Regions from separate parts of the Mus musculus genome. Here regions 2 and 3 are each linked to region 1. The links are chromatin loops, found by intact Hi-C in ENCODE. Cell type or tissue: left cerebral cortex. All regions are shown on one strand.

What was found. Hi-C counts contacts between places; a loop is a spot of excess contacts. Peaks named below come from ENCODE experiments on the same cell type or tissue, not always from the same donor. Only the 100,000 strongest peaks of a DNase experiment are listed, where the experiment ranks them.
Region 2: it touches region 1 in a loop (6-fold over the local background); 22 of 42 quality-filtered maps call a loop at or near these places.
Region 3: it touches region 1 in a loop (3-fold over the local background); 17 of 42 quality-filtered maps call a loop at or near these places.

Annotation. Positions count from the first base shown.
Region 1 is chr17:65,947,251-65,955,250 of GRCm38, forward strand. It overlaps Twsg1 (twisted gastrulation BMP signaling modulator 1), which reads right to left and starts at 3,937. Exons shown (of 5, transcript NM_023053.3): 1 at 3,817-3,937; 2 at 1,408-1,564. The coding sequence starts at 1,527. In left cerebral cortex, CTCF peaks have their summits at 3,389, 4,055 (motif pointing left) and 5,041 (motif pointing right); DNase peaks (open chromatin) are centred at 3,514, 3,984 and 5,059; H3K4me3 peaks cover 1,313 bases; H3K27ac peaks cover 798 bases.
Region 2 is chr17:65,880,917-65,888,916 of GRCm38, forward strand. It overlaps Ralbp1 (ralA binding protein 1), which reads right to left and starts at 4,007. Exons shown (of 10, transcript NM_001198949.1): 1 at 3,762-4,007. In left cerebral cortex, a CTCF peak has its summit at 4,411; DNase peaks (open chromatin) are centred at 3,409, 3,569, 4,098, 5,118 and 1 more place; H3K4me3 peaks cover 3,061 bases; H3K27ac peaks cover 3,105 bases.
Region 3 is chr17:65,861,525-65,869,524 of GRCm38, forward strand. It overlaps Ralbp1 (ralA binding protein 1), which reads right to left. Exons shown (of 10, transcript NM_001198949.1): 2 at 6,008-6,306; 3 at 2,750-3,208; 4 at 1-81. The coding sequence starts at 6,251. Among named protein-coding and RNA genes, the nearest start is that of Ralbp1, 19 kb to the right of the region's middle. In left cerebral cortex, CTCF peaks have their summits at 1,252 (motif pointing right) and 3,363 (motif pointing right); DNase peaks (open chromatin) are centred at 1,275, 2,497 and 3,369.

The DNA of each region.
Region 1 (8,000 bases):
AACTAGAATTCAAATTACTAATGAAAAGGAGGAAAATATCAGGAATAGGCACAAAAAATAAAAATCCTTGATCTATAAAATTACTTATGATTGTAGTCTCAAGCGAGAATTAGAGCCAAAGTTGGTGGACTCACTCTACATGGAAAGCTAACAGAGGCTGTGTGTCTCTCTTTGTAAACGTGTAATCTGAAAGGCTCAAAACCCTAAACCTTCCTGGGCATGAACATGACATCACAAGTGGAAAATTCCACATCTGACAGCCGATGAGGCGTTGTAGTCAAAACAGCTAAAAATACTGCAGAAGGTCACTCCCAGGCAAAGCAAAGCGCACGGCAAGCAAATAGGTTTACTCTTTAGACTGCGTCTCACAACTAAGGTAATTTCATACGTGTGTGTGTGTGTGTGTGTGTGTGTGTGTGTGTGTGTGTAAAATGTATATTTGCCTTATACATACATACATACATACATATTGGCATATATATTTATGCAATTCTAAAAATTTCAAAATGTGAAACACTTTGGCCATAAACATTTCACACATATTCAGCCTGTACGCATAGCTGATAAATTTCGTGGGGCCATGGTCAGCACCTAGAATGGAGGACACAAAAGACATGGCCCCCTCAAAGAGAAGAAAGACTGCTGGAGGGATGGGGAGAGAGAAGCTACATAATTTATCTGTCACTGTCACAACATCATGGAGAATAGTAACCAGGATGCTGAGTGAAAGAGTCATGGGCTTAGCAGCCAGAAACAGGTCAGAACAGGTCAAACCCACAACCATTTCCCAGCTACAGGAACGTCACCAAATGACCGTCACTTTTCATCTCAGCAAAACGACAGGTAATTACATGGGTTTGCCTCGCTTCCATTGGAAAGGATCATTTTTCACATACTTGGGAGAAGAGTCTATAGTCCTGGCCAACAATCTGCCTGCAACATGAGTGAGCCTGAACCGGAACCACCCAGCCACACTGCCTCCCAGACTTGAGTCCCTGAGAAGCTTCACGAGATAATGTATTTTGGCTGTAGTTGCTAGGTTTTGATATAATCTGTTACACAGCAACCGGAAAATAATACGTTATATGTAATAATCTATCTATTAACTGACAGGCTAAAAGTCTTCTAAATATAGTTATTAAGACTCTGTCATCTAAGCTAGATTGTAGACAGTAGTACACTCATCACCCATAACAGCTTATACAGCAGACTAGCATACTGCAGATTGAACTTCTTGAACCAATTTTGGTCGGATGGAAGATAGCCATAAAGATAAAAAACAAAGTTCGGTACCGCCGACCCTGGCCCACTGCTCAGACGGTGTGTGTACCTGCTTTGATATATCCCTATAGTATCTACCTGCACACAGTATGTTTCAGTATTAACGAAGGTACCTTGAATCCTTACCTGAATGAGGCATTTGCTCACATCGCTGGCACAGAGTGCTTTGTTACAGCTCTGGGACACGGGGAGACACAGCAGGAACGTCAGGGAGGCTAGAGCTAGCACAATATAGTGTGACTTCATGGTTCTTCAAAGAAGTCACTCAGTAGCTTCCAAGAAGCTAGAAAAACAAAGCAACGAGAAACTTTAATTCAAAGGCAAGTGGTAGGTTACAAACTAAGACGAAACCAAACAAAAAAACATGGAATATAAGTCAAGAGTCACTTGCTTGTGTCCAACCCCCTGAGGGATCATTTGAGGAACATTCTCAAAGATCACTTAAACATTCAAACATTCAGGCTTGGGTGGCCATCTTTAAAGAATGAACCGCAAACTACTCAGACATGGAGATGATTAAAATCCTAGTTAACACTGCTGAGGTCCCAGCCATCCGAAAGGATCCAACTGTAGCGCTACAACTCAAGTTTCAACATCATATTCAATTTAAAATAATTTATGTAAGAACTAATAATACTGCCAGGTGTGGTGGTGCAGGCCTTTTTAAATTCCGGTACTCAGGAGGCAGGGACTCAGGAGGCAGGGATTCAGGAGGCAGGGACTCAGGAGGCATGTTCAAGGCCAGCCCCACCCACACCGGGGCTGGAGAGATGGTTTTAGTGGTTAGGAGTATGTTACTGCAGTTTCAGAAGACTTGAGTTTGGTTCCCAGCACCTATCTGGGACAGCTCGAAATCACCTGTAACTTTAGCTTCGGGGGGAGGGGCGCTGAACCCTATGACTTCCTGGGGCACCTGAACACGGAACACACGCTCACACACACATAATTAAAAACAATAAAAATACATCTTTAAAGCTATTACTTCTGCGTTACGTTAAAGCACCCTGTAGGTGCTCACACGTGCAGCTGGAGATGAAATCCAGGGCCTCGCGTGTGTGAGGCAAGGTTTCTACCATGAACTACACCTTCAGCTCCAATGTTCAAAATCTGAGCATCAAAGCAAAACTGTGAAGGAAAATTATTCTGGTGATTATCTCACTTTGTTGGTAAAGGACTTGGGGGAGAGGCGCAGGAACCACAACCATTCTTAACTGCATTAAGAATTGTAGGTAAATGGGAAGATATTCTGTTAGTACGGTAGATTCTTCTGTTCTTAAGAAGTATCACAGTACAGAAAGAAAACAGAGGGGCACCAGCACAAATTCTCACAGGGGTTATAAGTGGGGGCTGGCAAGATAGCTAGGTGGCTAACAACACTTGCCTGACATGCCTGAAAGCCTAAGTTCTACTTGGGAGGCAGAGGTTGGCGGATTTCTGAGTTCGAGGCCAGCCTGGTCTACAGAGTGAGTTCCAGGACATCCAGGGCTACACAGAGAAACCCTGCCTCGAAAAACCAGGAAAAAAAAAAAAAAAAAAAAGGAAGAGAATTGCCTCCCTCCAAAGTTGTCCTTTGGCATACACACCATGGCGCAGGTGCACAGGTATGCTTGTGTGCGCATAAACACGCTCGCGCACCCACTAAAATTTTAAAGATATAATTTCTTAAGGCTAAAACACAAATTCCCAACAAAATCAATTAAATAATAGCTGGGCCTGATGAGACACGCCTGTGATCCCAGCATTTGGCAAGCAAGGCAGGAGGATAATGAACTGCAGGCCAGCTTTACTTCCAAGTTAGATAAATTAACGATAAAAATAAGGGGCTAGAGAGATGGCTCAATGTCTTAAGAGCACTTGCTACTCTTGTAGAGGACCCGAGTTCGGTTCCCAGCACCCACACTGGCAGGGCACAAGGGTCAGCAAGCCCAGCTCTGGGGCATCCAATGCCCTCTTCTGGCCCCTATAGCAGTGCCAAGACGAAAAGTGTGCATACGCATACAGACGCATGCATTTTATTTTAAAGGAGTCAAAATAAATCCCCTCAAAACAATAAAATACAATTTTGATGTAGGGCCGGTTAGAAAGTGGACCCTGCTGGTTACAAAACTAGGAGATGGCGCTACACCACAGGCTCTGCATGGGGTATGACTCCGTTCTGAAACAGAAAGTCCAGAGCTCCTGCCCGCCGGCGGGGAACCGTTAGTAATCCCATTTTCTCGCCCGCTCCCTGCGGACCCAGCCGGCTCCCTGGGCATCCTGCCCACAGCCGGTGCGGCCCCGTCGCCGCTGCCGGCCGCGGGGACCCACAGACACCCCCGGCTGCCCCGAGCGTCTTCCCGCCGTCCTCCGGGAATCCAGGTGACCGCGGGGGAGGAGCGCGACACCCCACACCAGCGCCCGGACCCGAGGTTCCGAAGGCGGTGGCACCGCGGCCCTTTGTCCCCGCCGTTCGGGCCTCTCGGCGCCCGCATCCCCGCCGAGCGCCGCGGCCTGGCTTCCTAGATGCCGCCCGCCCGCGCGCCCGAGCTCGCTCACCGTGGCCCCGGCCTCCTCCCGGCCGCCGAGCCTCCAAGCAGCTCCCGCGAACCCCGGCGCCGCGGACACACAGGCCCGCGCTGTCCCCGGCCGCTCCCAGGCCCGCGCCGGGCTGCAGGCCACGCCCCCTGGAGCCCGGGCTGGGCACGCCCTCGGCCACGCCCCCAGGTGTGTGCGCTCCGGCCTCTCGCGGAGCCGGGCCCCGCCCATCAGCCGTCTGGTCTGCTGCCACCTGTTGGGCGGCTTACCTCTGCTGCCAGCCGCTGTGCCCTGCGGTTCGGTTCAGCAGCTCTGCCACAAAGCTGATTTGTCCTCCTTACTGGATATAAGAATGAGGCACAGGGCAGATGAATAGAACAGGACTGATACTTGACGTGCGAGGCAAGGTTCATTTTAAATACGTGTTTAAGCACCTAGGGATCACTGGATACGGATCTGTCCCACACTTCAGTCACTAATTCATAAAAATGTTAAGCCTGGCACTGCCAAAAAGGAGAGAAGGCAGCAGTGAATCCTGCTCAGGAATGTCACTAGGTATGGGAGGGAGACCAACTGGAAGAAGCCTCAGTTGGAACGGAGGTCAGGTCAGTATTGGCTTGACCAGTCATTGAGTCTTGAACTTTAGGAAGATGGGGCTTATCCCACCAGTAGCCCACAAATAAAGTACATTTAGGTCTTTACCATAACCATTGCTTTTCCAGCAATATTCCACAGCCATTGAGTTGGAGCCCACATGGCCAGTTCACTTTGGGAGCAATGGCCTAGTGTCAAACCCTTTCTTAACCTAGGAAGTGTCTTAAACTCTCCTTGGTTTACTGGGAGGCAGCAGCCTAGAAAAAATTGGCTGAGATGGATAGTAATAAATTACTAGCTAATGTGGGTCATAGTGCTGGTATTAATACATTTTGTAAAGTAAGCATAGGTTTTCTTTAAAAATCGGGGGCTGAGTAGATGGATCAGTTAGTAAAAGACCAGGGTTCAGATTCATATGCCCATATGTTCATATGTCAGGCACAGGGGTTGATATATGAAACCCAGCCCTAGAAGGAGGTAGACATAGGAGGATTTCTGGGTTCACTAAAGCTCCAGGTGCCATGAGAAACCCTGTTTAGGAAAATCAAAAGTAAGAAAGCCACCCAAGGTGGTGGTTCAGCTCATAAGGACATCTGTCACCAAACCTGATGACCTTATATTTAGCTGCCACCAAGCCTTATAGTCAAGCCTCAAGATCCACAAGGTGGAAGTAGAGAGCCAATTCTTGCAAGTCATCTTCTGATCTCCACATGTGTGCCACAGAAGGAGTGCAAACACACACACACACACATGCAAGTACACACATACACACACACGCACATATATACACGTGTGTGCACACACATGTGCACAAGTGCACATACACACGCTTGGGTGCGCGTGCATATACATACATACATGTGTACACACTATTTTAAATATAGGATGACATAAGAGTATGTTATACACCAGCCATGCACATATGCACACACTAATAGGTGCATATACATCCCACACATTAAATGAAGCTCCCCTGAAAACTACCCTAAGAAAACAAGGGTCTACACCTATTAAATTTTACGGATCTTATTCTCAGCATTATTTATGAGTTACAGAGATTACGATCCACTACATCAGTGGGCTAGTCCAACCATTTAAAATGCTATTGTAGATCACTGACTCCCAAACCTCTTGTTCACAGGATTCTATACTGTTGAAAACATGGAGTGTTTCAAAGAGGTTATGTGTATCGTTTCAATATTTGAAATTAAATTTTTTTAGTTAAAATTGCTCATTATTTCATTAAACCCAGTACATAGTTACATAGATAACATTTATTTTAATAAGTGCATTTAAAAAAATAAAACTGTGATGGATTAAACACTATCCCCGTAGGCTTGTGTGTTTGAACATATCCCCAGTCAGTGGCACTGTTTGTAAAGACTGAGGGGTGGGAGATACTCCACTGGGGGCTGACTTTGAAGTTTGATAAACTGGACCCCGTTCTCTGTCTGCTTCCCATGTAGGGAACTATGTGATTTGTCAGCTTACCCACCCTGAAGGGACGCCAAGGGACTTGGGTTTCAGGAGCCCTGGATCAAACACTCCTCGTCATCCTGGAGCTCCATCCATGCTGGTGGCTCTGTAAGGAGCCCCTATTTGTGCCCAATACCCACCGCAGTGGGCTGGACCATGTGGCTTGTAAGGATGCTCAGCCACTGTTGATGCGAACTCTGTTTTGTTTCTCTCTCGTTTCCTCCCTGTCCTGTGAGGTCTCCTGAGTCTTTCTACTCCATGTTGGATCCTCAGAACAACAGGCTGGACGGACGGACGGACATACTGCGACAAAGGACTAATGCTGCGCCTAAACAAGGGAGATTTCTGTGACGCCAACAACGCCCTGCGTGATGGACCCTGAAATGATGGCCCAAGGTCACACGAATGAGAACACATCCAGATCAAAGAGAGCATCAGGACCCACCAGGGAAACTTGGGCTCTGCCTCTTTTCCCTGTACAACCCGGAGACTCTTGAGAACACTCTGAAACAGTGTTTAGATCATCAGGCCTCTGCATTTGCCAGTGTGATCATGCCCTTTATGATAATGATGATGATGATAATAATAAGTAATAGTAATAACAATGCTCTTTTCTTGACTTTACCACCAGCTTCTTTTTCGTTAGTTTTCTGGGATGGAGGTGGGGATGGGGCCCTGAGCCTAGTCCACAAGGACTCTTGGGAACTGGGGCTTTTGACCCAATTCTGATTGGTTCTAACCTCATTGCTAGCCATAGGAGGCCAGGTGAGGGGTCCCAGCATGAACAAAAACCCAGTGAAAATGGGAACACCTCTTTGCCAGCTTCTGGTTAAGACATTACAAACTCATTTTTTTTTCTTTCTTGAGTGGATCAAATCAGCTGAGTTTACAGATTTTGAGTCAGAGGAGCTTCAGTTTCTCAGCCTCTCCAACCAGCTTGAGTCAGGAAGTGGGGGTGGGGTGGGGTGGGGGTGGCAAGCACCTTAGCAGCACACCGCACTCTTCAATTCTCCTCTCTGCTCTGTTATCTCCATCGCTGCTGCAGCAGAAAGAGGACAAAGGCAGAAAGCCAGTGTCTTTCAAGGGACTGTGGACTCTGCTTTAAGTAGGAACAATGTAGGCAGGATTGCTATAAACTGCCCTTTAGGCACCGACCACAAGACAGTGTCTTTCAGCAAAATGACTCTCAAGGACCACTGAAATATTTACATGTGCCCTTCACAAACATGACATGGATCGCTGCTGCCCGTCACGGTAGGTTCAAACTTGTTTAGATATTTACGAATCTGCTTTCACTTTAGATTCCACCCTTCTGAGCATAGAAACAATACATGTGTGCCTGAGCAATGGTGACCATGGATGATAATAGGCTGTTCTATTTTATCCTACAGATGTTGTTCCTGCTGGTATCTCCTGCCTGTAATCATTAGCAGTTGGGAGACCACACAGGAACACTGAAAGCTCCAGGCCCAGTCTAGCCTTTCAAATGAAAGAAAGCCTGTCTGTCTCCCAACACTATTTCTGTTTGTGTCTATTGCTACTAGTCCCCTGAGCCCTGCAGAGTCCCACATTTATACACATTACATAAAACACAATCCTCAATACCATTATATATATATATATATATATATATATATATATATATTTTAAAAATCTACGTGTTCCTTCAAAAATATTTAAATTTTTATTTACGTTAGTGTTCTGCCTACATGTATGTCTGTGTGAGGGTGTGAGATCCCTTGAAACTGGAATTACAGACAGTTGTGAACTGCCTATGTGGGTGCTAGGAATTGCTCCCAGGTCCTCTTGAAGAGCAGCCAATGCTCTTAATTGCTGCTGCTAAGCCATCTTTCCGGCCCTAGGTGTTCTTTTTTATACTGGTGACATTTTCGAGAAACTTCTCCGGTGGTATGATAGTTAATTTTGTCCACGTGAATTCAGAGACATCTGAGAAGTTTGTAAAATACACCTCTAAGTGAGTCTATGAGAGAGTTTCCAGAGATGGACCTCCAGGGCTCTGAGCTAGCCAGTCGCTTAATCTACTGATGGATTTAAAACCTGAACATATGTTGAGGTATGGTATGGAGAACTGAGAAAGGTAGGACCTGTCCAGAGGAAGTGAGTTCTTGAGGGTG
Region 2 (8,000 bases), 66 kb before region 1:
ACGGATGTTTTATTTTGTGTTCTGAGCTGGATCTTGCTCTCTAGTCTCCAACTTTCTGTGGTAGTCTCCTCTCCCAAGTGCTGGGATTATAGCCATTTGACCCCACACCTGTCGGTGTTTTCTTCTTAATTTTTTTCCTGGAGTTAGTTGGAAAGACTAGTAGCCTTTTAATAAAATGACCCTATCAGCTGGACGCAGTGACTCATACCTTTAACCCCAGCATTTAGAAGGCTGAGGGAGAAAGAGGCATTCCTTCTGAGGTCAAGCCTAGCATGGTCTACAGAATGAGACAGACCCTATTTTGGCTTCTACGGCAGGACCTCCTCATGGATGCCTCAACACTACCAAACAGTTTTGAAGGTCACCTTCCAGCATACCCTCCTATGTTGAGCTCTGTGGCCTATTCCCGGAGCTGTTTGCTGTTGGCAAACGCTTCCTGTGTGGTAGTCCCTAAACCAGAGGCTTCAGTCTCCATTTACAATAAAACGTGACAGGACTGGAGAGACAGCTCAGCCACTAAAGCCTAAGACTCACAACTAAAAGGATGACAGCGCACAAACTCTACCTGGACATTCACAAAAACATCCACTCAACATGCCAGAAGCTAGCACGTGATTCCTCCTCAAACTCACTGCACTTCCTCAAGTCTCTGTCTCAGGCTATCTTACCGTTTGCTTTCTCAGGGACCCAGGATGGAATGCAAGTCACCCTCGCTTTCCATAACCAACTTTTACTAAATTCTATTCAGTCTGTTCTCTAAGTATTTCTGCCTTCTGTATCCTGACACTCTATTCTTTTTAGACCCCACTTCTCACCTCAGTTATTGAGAATAATGAAGACTTTCTAAACCCATTCCATATTCAATTTCATCTACCCTTTCTGTACTCTGAAGGCTACACTCTTCAATTCATCCCACAAACTGTTTTATGACCTGGGGCCAGGCAGCTACAATCCTCAGCATAGTGTTCGGTTTCTAAAGACTCACCTGCGTAGCCTCACCTTCCGCTCCTGGCACAGCCAACACTACAGCTACAGAAACAACACACTGGTCTGAAATGCTTCCCACAAGTCTCTGTCTGACTCCTTTAGTGTTACGCACCTTTTCCAATTAATTCTGCTTGATCCTTAAGGACACTTACAACAGAGGGTTAAATGTGGCCAGCATAGGTTAGGCTTTCTCCTACTCCCACCCCTCTCCGTTCTGTCTCAATGACTCCCATTTGCTAGCAGGGCAAAGCCGAAGTCAGCTTTGATGGTATACAGACTATCCCCCCAGTTTCACGTCTCTCCACCACCTCATGCAGCTATATTTGCAGATCTACCCTTGCAGATCCTACTACACAGTCTACGTAGCTCGTTTTACACAGTTCTGCTTGCACCATTCCCTACATGACTGTCCATCATCTCTAAGGCTGCTCAGCTGATTGATTATACAGTGTTAAGTATCTTCCACTGAGCATTCCCAACCTTTATTTTCATCGCTACTTACATATATGTCCTTCCTCTATCTTCTGCCCTCTTCCATTGTTTCTCTTGAGTATTACATCTTGCATATAGTCACAGAACCCCCATATTTTCTACAGAATCTTAGAAACATATTGTAGTTTGCAAGCTGAGTGTTGTAAAACAGTGGCTGAGTGCTCTCCTAACATGTCCTTCAAACTCTCTTTACTTAGCAGAGAACCTAAACACAGTAACCCCTTTATTCTAAATCATCTGCATTTCCCCATGTTCTGTCTTACCTATATTAGCATAAAGTCTATCAGGAACTTTCTTTTTAAAAGAAAAGAATAGCTGGGCATACATCCAATCCTAGCACTTAGGAGCCAGAAGCAGGAAGCTCTATGTGTTCTCAGTTCAAGCATCCACATAGGAAGAAGGATCCAGGCCAGCCAGGACTCCACAGTGAGACCCTGACACCCCTGTCCACCCCCCACCACCACAAAAAAAGAAAATAACGGAACATACTTTGGGATACTGTTGTGGACCTAATCGTTTCTTCCCGAGCTGTGACTATGCAAGTGTAACTGTACAAAATAAAGTTAATATTCACTTTTAAAATTTTTTATTATTTTTAATTATGGGGGGAGGAGGGCCATTGCCTGTGGAGACCAGAGGTCTTGGGTTTCCTGGGAGCTGGACTTACAGGCAGTTGGGAACAGTTACTGGGGAACAAACTCTGTAACTCTCCAAGAGTCACACTGCAAACGTCTTAACCAGTGAGTCCTGTCTCCAGCGCCAGTACACACTTTTTAAAACACCACTTCGGTCTCTCCAAATTACGAGGAAAATGGTCCCTGTAAACTTATTATGAGAAACCACATTTTGAAAAAGACAGCAAATTCAGCTATTGTAACTTGTTTCTAGATTCTCTGTGATTGTTTGTTTGTTTGTTGTTTGAGACAGGATTTCTGTTTAGCCCTGGCTATACTGGAACCCGCTCTGTAACAAGGCTGACTTCAAACTCACAGAGCTCTGCCTCCAGAGAGCTGGGACTGAAGGTGTGTGCCACCACCAGCTGGCTTCTAGATACTTCGTTTTAAAATTTACTTAACAGCAACTGCTATTAAACTAACCTATCTCTCTTGGGTCTATGGGACACACTGAAAAACAAGAAGCACTCTACTGACTGCAGACCTCTGAAAATGCTAACACCACTAACAGGAGTTCTTCATTTTGAAGAAGACATCCAGGACCTTGAAATCATCGAGATAATTCCTACTACAGAAAGTGATGGGACCTTTCCTTAAAGTGCTGTCTGAACACTAAACCAAAAGTAGGCTTATAACTTATCACTGAGTACTTTGTTAATAACGGCCAAGTATAGGTAATGCTACCCCAAAGCACCAGTGTTAGCCCACCCCCGTTCCATCAACACCACCAAAGCTGGGCAGTGCAACAGCTCAATGCCCACACTATAGCACTTCTGTCACAAGCACAGACCTCTAATGAAAACAGCTGTGATCTCTAAAAACCTTAGGGTACGCACGCTGCTCTCTCTGGAAGAATCCTTGTAATAATCTCCAAACTTGAACCAGCCCTACCTACTTCAGGAGACTGGAAAGTGGAGTAATTCGTCAAACCTGTTTCACAACGACATATTTAAAAGATGGAAAAAGAAAGCTGGCCTCGACTGAGAACACTCTGGTACGAAAACGCTTGAAAACGCCGTTGAGAATGGAGCTCCTAACTCCAGATCAGACAGAACACTTCTGAACCCTGGAACAAGTACCACTGCAAACAGGGTCGTCCCCTTGCCCAACGCCTGCCACGGGCGACAACAGGAGCTGTTCCCCCGACTCTACCCGGCAAACACGGAGACAGGTGGGCGAGCCAGATGCGCGAGGCAGATGCGACCCATAAACCGGAAGGCTTGCGTCAGGCCAGTCCCCGGCCGCAGCTCCGGCCAGGTGTGGCCCGCAGGGATGCCCCGAGGCCTGGAAGGGTCCGAGGAAGCAGCTGGACTCCCAACTAGCCTCTGGGTCCCAGAGCAACACAGGACACACCCGGGTGCTCCCAAGGAGGCCTGTCGGGCAGGCGGCGTGACCCACCCCAAAGGAGCAAGCTCCGGGGTGAAGCTTTCACGGACAACGTAAGGCGGGGCGGCCACGCCCCCCACCCCCAACTCCCATTCCGAGCCCGGGATCCCAAGCCCGGCACGCTGCGTGACAGGCGCGGGCGCGAGGCCGGGCGCCCGACGGCTCCCACGGACACCGCCGCAGCGTTGCGACCCCCGCGAGCGTCCGCTCCCCGCCACTGACCAGTGCCTGCCGCCGAGCGACCGTCCGCTCCGCTGCAGCCGCCGCCGCCTCCTCGCACTCACGCTTCCGCCACAACCGCCGCCTCCTGCGCTGCACCCCGGGCCGGCCGCGGGAGCCCCATTCCCACCCCGCCCAGCCTTCGCCTGTTTACAATGATTGGGACAGAACAGGACGAGCCGGCCCAGCGCGCACGCGCACGCCCTCCTCCCGCCGCAGCCGGCTTCCCGGGTCCTCGGCTCCTTGGCCGTGACGGCTAGGGCCGGCTAGGGCAAACGCCCCGCGTCCTCGCGTGGGGCACGCCGGGAGTTGTAGTTCTAGTTAACCCAACGCCCCGCTGCTGTAGGGCCCTTGTCTCCGACATAAACCACAACGCCCAGAAAGCACCGCGCCTCCCGAGCTGGAACTCGTTAAGGGGGAACAGGGAACCCGCGAGAGGATGCGCCAAACGCTAAGGCTCTGCAGGCGCCTGCGCAGTGTTCTGGGGAGCGAGTGGAACACACACACCTACCGGAGCGAATCCAAGTGAAAACAGTGTGGGAGCCCTGCGGAGCTCTGCTGGAAAGAAAGCGCGTTCCTCCCCAAGCTCTGGCCTGGTGTCCGCAGCTACTGAGAGTGACACTTTTCCCCCCAGCGTCTGCGTACTTTAAGTGGTTCCAACCAGTTAAACCAGCCTGGGCTGCTGACCCACCCCGCCTCTGGGCGGAGCACCTTGCTGGCCTTCTTTGGGCGGAGATCTTCCTTTGGAGAATTCTTGCCTGGGGGTTTGGAGAAAGGAGGCTTCTGGGGCCAGGGCTGGGCAATCCGCAGGACCCCTGAAGTGTGTTGACTTGCGGGAAACTGCTGGCTCCCACCCACTTGCCTCCGCAGTTAGCAATCCATACCCGAGTTAAAGCCGCACAGCATCACGTTCAGCTTACAAATAGAAACAGCTGCGTATCCTCCAGAAGTCCCCCACGAAGGACGGAAAACGTGTTGGCTGGTGCATACTGTAATAAACAGCACTCCATGGAATTATTCTGGGTTTATGACATTGGCAGTCAGAAGAGAGATGAGATTTCTAGTGTCTGCTTCTTCACTGATCCATCGTGTGCTACACTCCCAAGCCATCTTTGCTCAAATATGACAAGTCCATCCCCTTGTGCAAAAGAGTCACTCCCAGTGGAACACTGAGGTCCTAGAGGGACCTTTCCACAACCCCTGTAGCAATAAAACAGCCTCCATGAGAAGATGGCCTGTGAGTACGCCAGTTAAATTACTCCTTCCCGCTGGCAGTTCTGATTTGGTCAAGGGATAAGCACTGCCTGAGCGGGGCTTTATGGAGCCTTCCCTGGAATTGACATATGGGATAATGAGGTGGGGAAAGAGGCTTTTTTTTTTTTTTTTAACTGAGTAATTTACGTGTAACATCACGTGACTCGTTCACCGTGGAAGTGAATAAGGCTGAAAGCAGAGAAGTGGGGGACACAGCAAGGGAGAGGGAAAAGCAAGAGTGAAGACTGACTTCCTTCTGAGCCATAGTTTCTGCAGAGCCTTTAAGTGCCGCGTTTACGTGAGCCAATCCAGGAGTAATCTATGCACACTTTTTTTTATTATTTATTTGTGCTAATGGAGGTGCAAATAAAGAGCATATTTATTGGCTGTTTCTCAGCAGTCTTCCCTCCCCCTTAAGGAACACCACATAACCATTTCCGCTGGTAACTGTTTTAGAACTAGGCATCATGTCCAACCAGAGCCAATAACCCACAGAGACAGACCGAGGCTTCCACTAAACCGAAGCTTCCTCTCTGTTCTGGTGCAGTGAAGTACTTGAGGTCTGCAAAAGGAGGAACCATTTTTGTCTCCTATCAGAGAAAAGCTAAACAGAAGAGAACTCAGGGAGAGGATGAAGCTAATAATGTCAAACAAATGCAATGTGTTCCGGGACAGAAGGTAGGCAGGTCTATTTGCTGCCCGTTATAAAAAGTTTGGTTTTGTTTGTTTGTTTGTTTGTTTGTTTGTTTTTCAGTTCTACAGATTGAACCTAGGGCCTTAGCAATGCTAGGCAAACACTGGGCTACAGCTCTAGCACAAGACTTCCGGATCCAAACATTCTTCAGCTGTGATGCAAACCTTTTGCCTGTGCAACATTCATCTGAACTGACTTGCATCGCCCCCACGGGACTGAGGATAAGGAGAGCCGATGTGAACATAAAACTTGTTGCTCTACACCTACGCTGCGACCCTTTAATTCAGTCCCTCATGGTGTGGCAACCCGAACCAGAACATTCTTTTCATTGCTACTTCATAGCTGTAATTTTGCTACTGTTACGATTTATAATGTAAATATATGTTTTTCTGTGGTGTTAAGTGACCCCTGTGAAAAGGTCGTTTGATTCCAGGGGGTGGTGACCCACAGTTTGAGAACCACTGTTCTACAAGGGAAAAGGTGCTAGCCCTGTCCCAGAAGTCTGATAACCTCCATTAACACCCATGATCTTTGGCAGGCTAATGTATGAGCACTTTAAGTGTGATCAAAGCTTAGCTCCTTCCCAGTTATTGGCACTTTTTAATCTAATAATTGACTTAATCACATGAAATATGTAAGACGCCTCCTTTCCATATGCCAACCCTTCATCCCAGCACACACACATCATGTACATGCAAACAAACTTTTTTATCTCCCCCAATACACCTACTTTAGTAATTTGGATTACAACGCTATTCAATATTTACAGGGATAAGGCTACAAATGCATTTACAAGCACAGTTCAGTTGTGTGTGTGTGTGTGTGTGTGTGTGCATATGCCTGTGTGTGTGTGTGTGTGTGTGTGTGTGTGTGTGTGTGTGTGTGTGTTAGTTAAGAACAAGAAGGTACTATTGGATGGATCACAGGGCCCCCAATGGAGGAGCTAGAGAAAGTACCCAAGGAGCTAAAGGGATCTGCAACCCTATAGGGGGAACAACATTATGAACTAACCAGTACCCCGGAGCTCTTGACTCTAGCTGCATATGTATCAAAAGATGGCCTAGTCGGCCATCACTGGAAAGAGAGGCCCATTGGACTTGCAAACTTTATATGCCCCAGTACAGGGGAACGCCAGAGCCAAAAAGGGGGAGTGGGTGGGTAGGGGAGTGGGGGGGTGGGTATGGGGGACTTTTGGGATAGTATTGGAAATGTAAATGAGGAAAACACCTAATTAAAAAAAAAATGAGAAGGTACTCCAAAGTTTGATAGACCACTATGGGGATACCTGCACAAATTAAAACTGATAATGCTCCCTCATATGTATATAATGAGAAGCAACAATTCTTTGAATATTACAATATAAAACATGTTAACTGGTATACCACATAATCCCACAGGATAAGCAGTTACAGAAAGAGCCAACTGTACCTTAAAAGAGATGCTTATTAAACAAAAAGGGAGAGCAAAAATCCCCAAGGGCCAACTAAACAATGTGTTGCTAACTCTCAATTTTCTTAATGTTGGTGAAAAAGGAACAGCAGCAGCTGAGTGAGACTCACTGGGTTATCGGAAAAAAAAAACAAAACAAAACAAAAACAACAACAACAAAACCCTGAGGAACTAGGTCGGCCAATATACCATAAGGATGTGTTGACATAAGAATGGAAACCTGCAATCGTGCTAAGATGGGGATGTGACTATGCGTATGTATCTACAGAGAATGAAAAACTATGGATACCAACAAAACTTATAAAGATTAGGTCTGACCAGGGAAAACCTCTGATCAGCTGAGACCTAAATGTCTTCACAAAAAATATCCCAGGTGATTCACCCTCACAAGCTGTCTCAGTTACTGATTTCTCTCCAAAGTGCATGTAAATCAAGTTCAAAAGGGCTAGCTAGACTTAATGATAGATCTCACAAAGACTGGAAAGACACAGAGACTGGCCAATAAATGCTACAGCTAGCTTTTTCCAAGTAACCATTTTCTTCCTTGGGACCTCTAGAGGAATTCTTCACCCCAGTTCAGCAGAAGCAATTTTACAAAGATCATCACCCTAGCCCCTTAAATCAGGGTGGATAGGTTTGGTCATTTGATGTATTATATTTGTTATCATCCAGGATGGAAGGTTGTTATTGGTTATCATCAGGGATTGATAAGAATTTAGAAGTGTTTTGTTTGAATTATTGTATATCAATAGAAATTTAAGGTTTTTTTTTTTGTTTAACTAGTGGTTATTGATAGAAATTTAATATTGTTTTGTCTGAAGTATTGTATATTGATAGAAATTTAA
Region 3 (8,000 bases), 86 kb before region 1:
TGTTAGGCTCATATTCTTCTAAGTTTGGAGACTCCTCTCGGTCATAGGCTGCTTTTAGCTCATCTACCTTTGATTTGATTCCTTAAAACATTAAATTTAGGAGAGAGAGGATACCAGAATCAGACACACTTTCTCCACCACTACACACACACCTGCCGCACAGACACAGAACAGCCGGGGAGAAGCCCTGGGAGCCAGGCTGGGGGCACATGCCTGTGATCTCAGCACTAGAGGCTGAGGCAGGAGGACGGCTGCCAGCTCAAGTCTGATAATCTGGGCTACACAGTGAGACCCTTCTCAAAACTAAGCACAAACCGTCCTGGTAGAATCCATGTCTGCGGATGGGTCACAGAACTCTGTATGAACGAACACAGCACATAAAACCACAGCTGGAAACGGAACATCCCCGAAACCACGGGATATTATGAAAATGTTTAATCCAGGAAAAAATTTAAATATAATGGCAGTTAGATAATAACTCAGGAGCAAATGAAGCTATAATCTGAGCATATGCACTGTGCACAGAAAGCCAGGTTCCTGAGTCCTCAACAAGACAGACAGTATAAAATGAAACTCGGTCAGTCTGTCACACTTAGCCTTTCCCAGCTGTTTCTTTGTAACTAAGTCCATGTTGCAGAACAAAGCTCCTGGAAAATTGTTCTCTATTGTACAACACCCACCTAATTTCTATTTGAAAGTTTGAGTTCTTTTTTGGCCTGCGCAGTGGTGGTCTTTAATCCCAGCACTTGGGAGGCAGAGACAGGCGGATTTCTGAGTTCAAGGCCAGCCTGGTTTAAAAAGTGAGTTCCAGGACAGCCACGGCTACACAGAGAAACCCTGTCTCGAAAAACAAAACAAAACAACAACAACAAAATGGAAATTTCGGGCTGGCGAGATGGCTCAGGGGGTCAGAGCACTGACTGCTCTTTTGAAGGTCCTGAGTTCAAATCCCAGCAACCACCACATGGTGGCTCACAACCTTTTGTAATGAGATCTGACGCCCTCTTCTGGTGTGTCTTTAGTCAGCTACAGTGTACTTATGTATAATAATAAATAAATATTTGAAAAAAACCCTGGAAACTTCATAAGGAATTCTAGTCAGAATAGAGTAGTATAAAAGTACATTTAATGTTGAAAGTATTATGACGCAAATACAGAACATTATTTAAATTGTCTTTCAACTAGTGTTTGCTTTTTCATTTATCTACATTTATCAGACATCTGTGCACCAAGGGCATGCCTGGTGCCCAGAGACCACAAGAGGGCGTCAAAGCCCCTGGAACTAGATTACAGACAGTTGTGAGCTGGAAATTGAAGCCGGGTACTCTGGAAGAGCAGCCAGTCTCTTAACTGCTGAAACATCTCTCCAGCCCCTTTCAAGTTCATTTTTAAATTAGAACTGATATAAACGAGAACCAAACATCTCCAGGGAAAAAAGGCATTATCATATTAACAAATAGCAAAGCCAGGGTTGGGGGCCAAGGATGTATGTGAGTGACAGGGCCCTTGCTTCCCAAGAACATGGGCCCTGGGTCAAATCTCAGTCAGACAAGTGGGGTAGAGGAGAGACACAGCTACACAGATAGTGTGCCATGGTGTGAGGCTGCCAGTGTGGAAACAACTACTGAATGCTCTCACAAAAAAAGAGGCATTCTATTAGGAATGGTGAGGTTTTCCAAAAGATACAAATATCAAAAATAGGTCAGAAACAAAAGAATTTTTGAACAAAGCTACAGAAAATTTTCAAAGAAACATTCATTCCCCCCCAGTCTTCATGCTTATCAAGATAGTGTGGGGAAAATAGCTTCTATCACTGTTTAAATCTTCAAAAATCAATCAATAAAAATAATCGTAAAAATCAACCTTGCATGCTTGTGTATAATTCTTATGAAATAGAAACAATGAAGCATTTTATCTACTGGGTCATAAAAATGTTACCCCAAGTATCAAATCTATGTGCTAGAAAGGATACTAGCCAATTAAATGGAAAACTTGCTTAATCTTTCTCTTTGGTCTAAACATACAGGACACACCTGTTGCCATAAAGAGTTAAGTGATCAAAGCGCTCCATGAAAACCACTCTCCATGGGAGTGTAACACAGGTGCAGATACTGCCTACCTTGGAGCCTGAATCCCAAGTTATCACAGAACTCATGCTGCTTTTGAAGAAATCTTTGTACTTCTAAATAACGTATATATTGCTTGGTTCTAGATTCCCAATATGTAACACATAACAGCCGAGCATAAACTACAATTTCCTGTAGAAACTGTGTGTAGATGAACCGATTGTCAGTTTCACTGACATTTGCAATAGCTGTATGAGGCTGACAGGAACATTCACGTTTGGCCCAACCATCTAGAAAACAACTCTCTGTGTGTTCAGTCACACTGAGGAAACAGACCACAGGCTGTGTCATTAGCCATCTCTTGGCTGAAAGCTTCCTTCACAGAGCTCTCAGCCTTCCCAACACCTAGGCTTAGAAAGACGCTGAGACAAGACTCGGCACCTCAGCCTGTTACACGCTACAACCCACATGCTTCATTCTGCCCAGCTGCTGCAAGCTGCGACTGGCTTGGGAGTAAAACCTCGCGGAAGGAAACTGCACGAGAACCAGCCACGATGGTGGAGGTCATGTAGGGACCACGCAAGCGACTACGGTTTAGGCTCCTTACAAGATAGCACACTTTAGGAAGCCAAGTGCAGCTAATCTGCTAAAGCCACCGCCAAGCAGCCTTCACGTCCCCATACCTGACACCCGGTAGACGCCTTCACACTTCATGCCGTGCTTCTCCATGTAGTCCACACACTCCCGGAAGACAGCTGGCAGCCGGACGCCGTCGTACATCATGGTCCTCTCTACTGCGTCAACCAAGGGAACCCCAAAAATGGGCTTGACACTCGGTGCGTCCATCTGAGGCACCTCTGGCTCCTGAATTGGCTTTTTCTTTTTCTTCTTTTCCTTCCACTGTTTAACAACATCAGCTGCTGTCAAGTCTTTCGATTTCTTTTCTTTATGCTTTTCCTCTTTGTGCTTTTCTTCTTTATGCTTTTCTTCTTTGGGTTTTTCTTTGATTTTAAAATCTTTTTCCTTCTTTTTAGAGAAACTGGGCTTTTTGAACACATGGATTCCCTTGGACCTCTTCACCTTGGAAGGACTTTCAGCTTCATCTCCAGAGCTGTCTTCCTGGAAGGCAGCGTAGCCTTCAGCTGCCAAAGAAATGCAGTATAAATTGTGGTTAGTCACAAGCTTCCTAACAAGAGAAACAAAAAGGTGGCCCCTGGCAGGAGCTATCCAATCTCTGGCCTCTTGAGCCTCTAAAACAAAATCATCAAAAGACAATAGAGTAGTGACACTCAGTGACCACAAGAGGGCAACAGATAGCAGCTATCATTGCAATATCAATGTTGAGAGGAAAGTAGTAAGTAGTTAGTATGTGTATGCAAGCCGAGTTCTGAGAAACACTAAAGTATGAACACACATGAAACAGTAAACACAGAGGACTAATGCGATCAATCCTGAAAAACGGACATGGGGCCAGTGCCTTGGGCAACCTGGAAGCACTTTACAAACTGCACAACTGTTCGTGTGCTCCAGGCACTCCCATATGACCCCCACCCATCACTTGCCTTTCTGGAGCACCGACCACAGCCTCCTTTAAACTGAAGGCTGAATGTAAATGATTATCTGATGCATTAGGAGCAATGTCTGCATTCTGACAAAGACTCCAACTGCCTTAACACCAAGTCAGAATTACTAGTTTGTAGCATAATGTTACTATGTAGCATATGTCCTTATGTAAAGATGACCCATGTATTATTCAAATGCTGATTTCTCTGCCCCCAAATCTGGTTACAATCTGGACATGCCATTGTAATGCTGCTTCTAAGAATTTCCAGTCTCAATGTTATGTCAACATTGCTCCCAATTTACTATCTGATTTGTCAATAAAAGCTGATCAGCCAATGGCTGAGCAGAGGAGAGAAGAGGGCTGGATTTCCCAGCCAGAGAAGGGGGAGGGGAGGGAAGGAGAGGAAGGGAGAAGGGAGAGAAAGAGGGAGAGGGAGAAGGGAGAAAAAGAGGGAGAGGGAGAGGGAGAAGGGAGAAGGGAGAGGGAGAGGGAAAAGGGAGAAAAAGAGGGAGAGGGAGAAGGGAGAAGGGAGAGAGAAGGGAGAAGGGAGAAGGGAGAAGGGAGAAGGGAGAGACTTCACCCTCTCCAGGTGAAGGGTGAACACACCTAGAGCAGAGAAAGGCAGACCAGAACTAAAATGCAGTACCCTGGGGATATTGGCTGGGAGGTAGCCAGATTGCCTTAGAGGATTAAAGAAGATTAATAACTGCTCAGCCAGTGTACTGTAAAGCTTGATTAAATAAATCATATAGTCTGTCTCATTTATTTGGGAGCTAGGCAGGATAAAGACTGTAATTATTCTTTATGTAAAGATAATTTACATAATGTGATGTAAAGGATAATGTAAAGAATAAAAATGATCACTTTTAAAACTGCACTAACACCAATTTGCTTTTGTTTGTTTTTTAGGGATGAGTCTCACCACGACACCCAGGCTGGCTTACACTGGCCACAGGTGATGCTTCTGTATTGGCCTCCAGAATAGTTTGTCTATCGGCATGCATGCACACAGCTCTTTGCTCCCCTCCCTCTCCCCTCTCTTTTGACTGGCTACTTTCTACCTCCCTCCCTACCTACCTGAGACAAGGTCTCTCTATAGAGCTCTGACTGTCCTGGAACTCAGATTGGCCTTGAACTCAAAGAGATCCTCCCACCTCTCTGCCTTCCAAGTGATTAGCTGTGTGGACTACAATGTCCAGCAACTTCCTTCCTACTGTTATCTTGTGTGTGTGTGTGTGTGTGTGTGTGTGTGTGTGTGTGTGTGTGTCCGTATCAGTGTACACTACACCAGACGCATCAGGTCCCTGCAGCTCGAGTCCCAGTGGTCAGGAGGTCATGTGTGCTCTGGAAGAGCAGCACTCTGAACCTGAGCCCCCCACCCCTCCAGCTTACCTTGCTGTTTCCAATAACCCCAAAGGCTATTGCTTTCTGTAGAGCTACCTTACAAGTTACTTTATAACAAAGATTAAAAATAGTTTCTAAATTATCTTTTAACCATAAACACCATAAGCCTTGAACTAACCAGAACTGCAAAAATCTTAAGGGCAAGATGGGGGCAGTGGCACAGGCCTAGTCCCGGCACTCTGGAGGCAGAGGCAGGCTGATCTCTAAGTTGAGGCCAGCCTGGTCTACAGGACAGCCAAGACTACACAGAGAAACCCTGCCTTAAAAACCAAACTAAATCAACCCAACCAATCAACCAAACAAACGCTTTCATTTTCTTAAGCTCCAACTCAGGCAGTGCCAACCTGTGAAGAAAGACGTGAGCTCTGGGGACAGGAATGGAGACCCCCTTTAAGGCAGTAGAAGGCATGTCCAACAGGCTTCATCACCAGGTCCTGTGCTGGTCACAGTCCAAGCTACCTTCAAGTAACACAGTAGTCACAGAATCTGTAACTTCCCAGGCAATTAACATACTATGATTTTTTTTAAAGTAATACTAAATTGCCTTATTTGCTTTTAACATACTAAACAGCTATAATTAGGCAATCAATCCTCCCTAAGAAGAGACTCCGGGAATGAAAAGCTAACAGATAACTTCTTTCACAGTTCCAACAGTTCCCAAATGACCACAAAACCTAGCAGGGTTTAACCAGCTGAGCAAAATTCCAGCTTCTACTCTTTATACACCATTTGAAGCTACCACTCTTACAATGCACACTGGGAGACTCACCCTTTCTGGAAACTTGGTGTCTTTATCTGTGACACAAAGACAAATTAAGGAACCATGACCTAAAGGACAGCACATGCCTAGATACATTTCAGAAGAGGACGGGAGCCTGCAGTCAGAGCAGGAGGTACCTACGGCCTATCACGCTAGCTGCGCCCGAGAGACCCCTCAAGAGACCAAGGCGCAGGCCTGAGAGTCAGCACTTACTCCTTTTCTCCTTTTTCTTAAATTTCCCTTTTTTCTTTCCATGGTCTTTGTCGTCATCTGACACTGTATCAGGAGGCTCATGGAGGACGTCATGGGGAGGCGAGGGCTCGCCTGTCCGGTACAATCCAGGGAACTTTGTAGGACTGATCTCCTCAGAGCTGGGGGTCCGGGTCAGCCCGCTGCCATGCTCGGCCCTGCGGTGTTCACTAGGGCTGCTGCTCGGGGGCAGGAAGCACTCAGTCATGCTGATGCCCTGCCGAGGAAGGGAAGTGGTCTTCTCTGTTACCTATCCATTACACCTGCATGGAAGAAAACATGGGCAGTCAGCACATACTCAACAAGACGCAAAACCACCGTGAACACTCAGCAGTGAACCCCGCATCTACAGACAACACCCCCACCACACTGTGACCTTACACTCCAGGGATTATATACTTCAGTTCTCAGGAGCCTGAAGCACTAGGACCCTCTCGCACTGGGCAGGCACATCAGAAGAAAATCAGAAGTCTCAAGGAAGACGCAGGCACCTGTAATTCCACCATCCGAAACTGAGCTGCAAGTCTGAGGCCAACCTGAGCAACATAGCAAGTTTCAGGCTATCCAGGGCTACAGAGTGATGGCCGGCCCCAATCAAAATAATAATGAGTTCCTTTTAAAAAGAATTCAATCACTGGGTGTGGCAGTGATGCCTTTAATCCCAGAAGGAGGCTGAGGAGGTAGGTCTGTGTGCGTTTGAGGCTAGCATGGTGTGTGGGTGTGTGTGGGTGTATGTATAGATAGATTGGGGGGGGTGGGGGAGGTGTACAGGACAGCCAGGGCTATGTAGAGAGACCCTGTCTTTAAAAATATAAATAAACTTTAGCCGGGCGGTGGTGGTGCACGCCTTTAATCCCAGCACTTGGGAGGCAGAGACAGGTGGATTTCTGAGTTCGAGGCTACCCTGGTCTACAGAGTGAGTTCCAGGACAGCCAGGGCTATACAGAGAAACCCTGTCTCAAAAAACAAAAAACAAAACAAATATATATAATTTAAAAAACCTCATCAATGAAAAGGGCTTCATTTAGAGTTATTCAACATAAAAATTTTAGTATTTTTAAACTGTCTTCCATCAAAGCAACCATTAATAACAAATTACAAAGATCGTAAGTATACAAGAAAATTTTATATATGTCATATCATTATATTTACAATGGCTAAAATGATGTTTAATGGCTCACATAACAGCAGCTCACAGACTACAATTTTATGTCCTGTGTAATCAGATGGCTCCCATGTTGGGAATCACTGATCTATTCTGTACGGCAGTTATCCTGAAACAAAGGGGCTCTTATTCAATCAATCCTAAACAGCAAGTGGCTTTGCTACAATAGACAAGCATAGAGAGTTTAAGTTACTATGTTCAAAAGCTACTCAGAGATGTGCACGCGCAACCCCAACCCTGACACCAGAGGCAAGGAGACGCCAAGGTTAAGGCCACTGTCCTTAAATACAAAAATATATAAATAAATAAATTCTTCATAGCCTTAGCTGGCCCAGAACTTGGTATGTAGACCAGGCTGGCCTTGCAATCACAGAGGTCCTCCTGCCTCTGCCTCCTGAGTGCTGGGATTAAAGGCATGCACCACCATGCCTGGTGCTTTCTTTCGTTTTGTTTTTTAAAGATAGAGTTTCATGTAGCCCAGGCTGGCCTCCAACTCTTTATGTGGTCAAGAATAACCCTGAATTTCTAATCCTCCTGCCTGTATCTCCCTAGTACTAGGATTATTGCCCTGTGTCACCATATCCAGAAATATTTTATGGGTATTTTATGGTATAGAAATCAGACCTTAATAAAGCTTAAAAAAAATAGTCAAGCATGAGCAACCATTCCCCAGGGCTTTCCCTAGTAAGCCATTCCATTACCACCCACAGACTCCAGCATCCTGAACACACCTACTTGAATTATATATTCATGTATCTATCTGCCTTGCTTGCTTAACACAGCCCCAAACAC